Regions from separate parts of the Homo sapiens genome. Here region 2 is linked to region 1. Evidence: chromatin contacts called from ENCODE Hi-C or POLR2A ChIA-PET data. All regions are on one chromosome and are shown on one strand. The core of a region is the stretch at or near the end of the contact, and the rest is flanking DNA. Distances in the headings are between cores, read along the strand shown. Region 1 overlaps SAMD4A (sterile alpha motif domain containing 4A). Region 2 overlaps SAMD4A (sterile alpha motif domain containing 4A).

What was found. Hi-C counts contacts between places; a loop is a spot of excess contacts on that map. ChIA-PET counts read pairs that join two places held with the same protein, here RNA polymerase II (POLR2A). Pooled maps may share reads with other maps.
Region 2: a loop to region 1 is called in a map of PC-3, with 2.5 times the contacts of the local background. The contact joins two enhancer-like sites. A Hi-C loop is called at or near these places in 7 of 168 maps with a recorded cell type or tissue (PC-3, aorta, astrocyte of the cerebellum and 4 more) and 2 of 50 pooled maps. POLR2A ChIA-PET finds 5 or more read pairs at or near these places in 10 of 52 experiments (A673, AG04449, AG04450 and 7 more).

What each region holds. Positions count from the first base shown.
Region 1 is chr14:54,596,570-54,599,269 of GRCh38, reverse strand. The region is part of intron 2 of SAMD4A (sterile alpha motif domain containing 4A); the gene reads right to left. Among named protein-coding and RNA genes, the nearest start is that of SAMD4A, 31 kb to the right of the region's middle. Within about 2 kb of position 1,334, at least 2 of the 41 ENCODE cell types and tissues checked have a DNase peak (open chromatin) inside an H3K27ac peak, as active enhancers do.
Region 2 is chr14:54,636,886-54,639,585 of GRCh38, reverse strand. All of the region lies in intron 2 of SAMD4A (sterile alpha motif domain containing 4A), which reads right to left. LOC112268133 (a long non-coding RNA gene) reads right to left here. Exons shown (of 2, transcript XR_002957606.2): 2 at 1-2,700. Among named protein-coding and RNA genes, the nearest start is that of SAMD4A-AS1, 50 kb to the left of the region's middle. Within about 2 kb of position 1,370, at least 3 of the 41 ENCODE cell types and tissues checked have a DNase peak (open chromatin) inside an H3K27ac peak, as active enhancers do.

The DNA.
Region 1 (2,700 bases), core at 85-2,584:
TTTATTACTCCATATATAGGGCAATTTGACAACAGGAATTAAAGGTCTCAAAAACAGGTATAATATTTGGGAATGTCTATCAAAAATTTAAATGTGCATTATCCCAGCAATTCTTCTCTTGGGAAATTTTTGCTAAAGAAATAAGGACAGGGCCAGGTGCACTGGCTCATGCCTGTAATCCTAGCACTTTGGGAGGCCGAGGTGGGAGGATCGCTTGAGCCCAGGAGTTCAAGACCAGCCTGGGCAACATGGTGACACCATGTCTCTACAAAAATACAAAAATTAGTTGGGTGTGGTGGTACATGCCTGTAATCCCAGCTACTTAGGAGGCTGAGGTAGGAGGATCACTTGAACCTGGTAGACTGAGGCTGCAGTGAGCTGAAATCACACCACTGTACTCCAGCCTGGGCGACAGAGTGAGACCCTGTACAAGAGAGTGGATGGAAGGGGAGGGGAGGGGAGGGGAGAGGGAACAGAAATGTAAATAACACACGTTCCCGATAGTGGTGTTTATACCACTAAATAACAGATTGTCTATTTTGTTTTCTTTGTCTTTATTTTCTGACTTTTGTTTTTTGCTGTGAGCTTATGTTTCCTTTAAAACCAGAAAAATACAGCAATTTTTAAAAGGGGTGAGAGAGAGGAATAGTAACTTTTGACACAGCAAATCTACTTTTTCCTAAGGAAGAGTCCAATGAGTGTTTTAAAATATGTGTACAAAAGAAGTGCATTACAATATGTTATAATAGTGAAAAGTTGGGACAAAACTAAATTCTTTAATCATAATAATATCTACCAAGTATGATGTGTTCATAGGATTAGCTATTACACAGTTATTAAAAATGTGATGCTTGCTTTTATTATTAAGATAAAGGCAGCCAATTATAAAATAGGATGCATACAGTATTACCTCATTGTGTATTTGCATGTAACTACATGTATATATTTGTAGAGGAAAAAGATTTAGAAGGCCAGGGCAATATGGGATTAGCTTGGTGGACAGTATAACATAACAGCTATGTTACGCAAGGACCCACAAACACACTGCCTAAGTTTGAACGCTGACTGTGTCATTTTCTAGATATTTAATCAGAACCATGTTAACCGTGTTTGTGTCTCAGTTTTCACATTATTTATCTATGTAAAACCTTCTAGTTAGTCTAACAAATGCTCAGACTGTGTCCCCAACAAGATTAGTCTCCCTGTCTCTTTCTTCCCTTTGTAGAGAAGTGCATCTTCCAAGACAGAACTCACTCTCTTTCTAAATTAGCATGACTCATCTGTCCTTCCTTCTCTAAACTGCTTTATGGAGACCAAGGATTATAAACTCAGATGTCTATCAGGACCAGGCAGAAGCAATGTGTGCTTAAGACCACAACAGGGGGCCAGTGTGATGGCTCATGCCTGTAATCCCAGCATTTTGGAAGACTGAGGCGGGCAGTTTGCTTGAGCCCAGGAGTTCGAGACCTGGGCAATATGGCAAAATCCTGTCTCTATTAAAAAAATACAAAAATTAGCCAGGCATGGTGGCATATGCCTATAGTCCCAGCTACTCTGGAGGCTGAAATGGGAGGATCGCTTGAACCTGGGAGGTCGAGGCTGCAGTGAGCCATGATCATGCCACTGCACTCCAGCCTGGGCAACAGGGTGAAACTCTGTCTCAAAAAAAAAAAAAAAAAAAAAAAGATAGAAGGAAAGGCCGGGTGCGGTGGCTCACACTGTAATCCCAGCACTTTGGAAGGCCAAGGTGGGCGATCACCTGAGATCAGGAGTTCAAGACCAGCCTGACCAACATGGAGAAACCCTGTCTCTACCAAAAAATACAAAATTAGCCAAGTGTGGTGGCGCATGCCTGTAATCCCAGCTACTCAGGAGGCTGAGGCAAGAGAATCACTTGAACCCGGGAGGCAGAGGTTGTGGTGAGCCGAGATCATGCCATTGCACTCCAGCCTAGGCAATAAGAGCAAAACTCCATCTCAAAAAAAAAGAAAAAAGAAAAGAAAAAGAAAAAGACCACAACAGAGAGATAGAGAGATGTGGGGATTGAGGCAAACTGAAGCATGCCTACCTAACAGGACAGCTCCTACACGCTAAGCAGATTGTACCCACATAGGAATGCATATTTGGTGCTGCCAAATCTTCCATTTTTCAAAAAAAAAAAAAAAGAAACTCAGATTTTGAGGTGTCACTCCCCAAAGCTAATACAGATATATGGTGTTTTGTTTGTTTTCTTTTTCAATAAAATGCAATGGGCATGAAACAAAACACTTCTGCATGGGGCTCCCTTTCATAAGATCTGATTTAGAGGTCTGGCTACAAGCAACAGAATCCTCAGGAAGGCTATGAACAGAGAAGGCTACCTTTCAGAACCTGAAGCTTTTCTCTCCCGGCTGGATATTCTGCATTTACCCCCTCCCCCACCAAGAACCACTCTCCACCCTTCTCACCCTGATGTGTGCCCTGGGAGGCTGCCCCTTCAGACTACATCTCGTGGTTCCCTGGGGTTCATTTGGGTCCTCCAATGGGATTGCCAGCAGGACCCTGAGGAGAGAAAGGCTGGGGCATCTCCCCGTCGGCTCCCTCCCTGGCAGAGTGCTTTGTCAGTGGCTGTGATCTTCTGCCTAAGGCGTCAGCTCCTAGGAGAGAAGGCCCTTCCTATAGTTCTTTCCTTGTTTTCTTTTTTTTGAGACGCAGTCTCAC
Region 2 (2,700 bases), core at 121-2,620, 40 kb before region 1:
ACTGCCCGCCGTAACAGGCCACCTGGGCTGCCAGTGCTGCATGTGGCCCAGCTGCTCGTGGCTGTGAGGAGTGGCCCCCACTTGTGAGGCTGGTTGCCTTCCTCCTCCCTCCTTTGCCCCCCTCACGCCAACCCTGCTGCCTTAGTTGAGAGAGAACTCTGGGTTAGATGAGAGCAAGGCATTTTAGACAAGGGTGTGAGACACATGCAAGAAACAGAGACGCTGAGAAACTTCACCAGGCTCAGCCACCATGTTTCTTACATCTCCATGACTGCAGGCTAGAGGAGATTGTAACAACAGCAGCAGCAGCAACAATAACAGCTGCCGGTTATTTCGTGCCCCCACGCAACAGGCACTGTGCTCAGAACTTTACATATAATATTTTATGGATTCTGACATAACTCTGTGATGCAGGTTATTTTCCCCACAATAGAGATGAAGAAATAGAAGCTTGGAGGGATTAAAGTAATTTGCTGGGGTCAATAAGTACCAAATGGCATGGTCCATGGATCTGCTAAACCATGTCCTTTCTCTCTAGCATGCCAACCTTGCTCAGGCATCTAGTGAGACAAATGAGTTTCTGTGCCCTAAGGTTAATAAACCTAAACTTGGTCAGATTTCAAAAAAATAATAAATGCCAAGAAGCAAAACCAACCTGTTTAATTTAGGCAGTAAACTCTCTTCAACAACACCATTTAAAATAGCACTAACTGCCGAATGTCCACTCTCTTAGAACATCGGTATACATTGAATTCAGGTAATAAAATGAACTTTTCAATTTCTAGCTAGGCCAGAAATTATTGTAAATAGTTTCCATGATGAGATAAATTAGTCTGGGTATTACATTATAACTCAGAGTATACTCTTCCCTGAAACAACATGATAAACGACTGGCTTAATCTCCTAGAGAAATGTCTCTTGTTGTTCAAAAAATAGCAACAGAAACGGTTTTACTTATAGACAAATCTTGTTCCTTGTTGATTCTTGTTTTTAAACCGAGGACTTATAGAGGAAGATGCTTTTAAATCAGGGAATTTAACAAACAGCCTCTGATAATTTATCATAACTTCTCTTTTTCTTTCATGTTTATTTTGTTTAAGATGACAATATCCATAATGCTAAAAGTTTACTATATCCATCACTATTCACCCTCAGAATGCCAATATTCTAGAATTCCTTTGCTCTGGCTCAAGGAAATATTAATGCACGCAGGGATTTGTATAGGATTGACAGAGCCAACTCAGCATGACAAATGGGGGAAATTCCATGCGCAACGTTTATGGGAAACATCAGGTTAGTATGCTGCTAAGACCAGCTGCTCCGTGTGCTGCGGCTCCCCCGTGCAGTCCCCCATGAATCATGCAGACACACAGTTGCCCTAAGCCTGTGGCATCTACTGTGTGACTTGCTTAAGCAAAGACAAGACTTTTCTTTTGCCCCTGGAGAGTAAGGACTCCATATGCTGTGCCATAATCTCCTTGTAGCAAAAATAGCCATAGAGATTTCTATCACTTCCAGGAAGGAAGGATGTACAGGATGGTGACCATTTGGCAAAAAGCTGGCAAGGTTGGGACTCTGTGCAATAACTGACTCACTTTGATGCTGGAGACCTTCCTGATATACAAGAGCAATGTGTTAGCAGAGAGGCTATGGAGTCTGTGCACACGTTGTTTATTGGTGTATGAGGCTTTCTTAATAAAAATTTCACGAATTCAAGAGATCCTGAGTGGCACATGAAACAAAGGAGAAATAAATTTCATCAACTGGGGATTCCAAAAGGCCATTTAGGACTGATTTAATGTAACTAGTATCAAAATAGGGTCAGAGGTACATCACTGTGTCACTTACAAAGCTACCTTCCACCCCTGCTCATTCCTCTCTGTCTTGTGAGGCCAGAACTGATGGAAGAAGATGCTTTCCTTTTCTTCTGGGGCTGCTGTTGGCAAGCTCTGTGTCCACGAGGCTCTTTCTCACTATTCCCTGTGCTGACACATGGTGCGGACTCCCAGGTCTCTTCTCCAGGTGGAAAGAGGTCGGACTCTTCTTGCTTGGCCTCTCAGATGCTTTGGACACTTTCTCCTTCTTAACACTCCTTCTTCACCTGGCTTCTAGAGCTCCACCCTCTCCTGGCTTTCTGCCAACCTCACTGGCATCTCCTTCTCATCTCTTCTGCTAATTCCTACTCTTCTTCTTGCCTCTTTTTTTTTTTTTTTTTTTTTTGAGATGGAGTTTCGCTCTTGTTGCCCAGGCTGGAGTGCAATGACGCAGTCTCAGCTCACTGAAACCTCCACCTCCCGGGTTCAAGCAATCCTCCTGCGACAGCCACCCAAGTAGCTGGGATTACAGGTGTCCGCCACCATGCCCAACTAACTTTTGTATTTTTAGTAGAGACGAGGTTTCATCATGTTGGCCAGGCTGGTCTCGAACTCCTGACCTCAGGTGATCCACCCACCTCTGCTTCCCAAAGTGCTGGGATTACAGGCGTGAGCTACCAGGCCTGGCCTCTTCTTGCCTCTTAATGTTGAAATGACTCAGTTCTTAGTCTGTGGTCTCCTCTTTATTTACCGTCACTCCCCTGGTGAGCTCATGCAGTTCCATGCCATATAGTTGGTATTTAAAGTAAACTCCCAAATGTATATCTCGCCCCCTTGATCGGTCTCTTTTAAATTCCAGACTTATATATCCAACCGCCTATTCAAC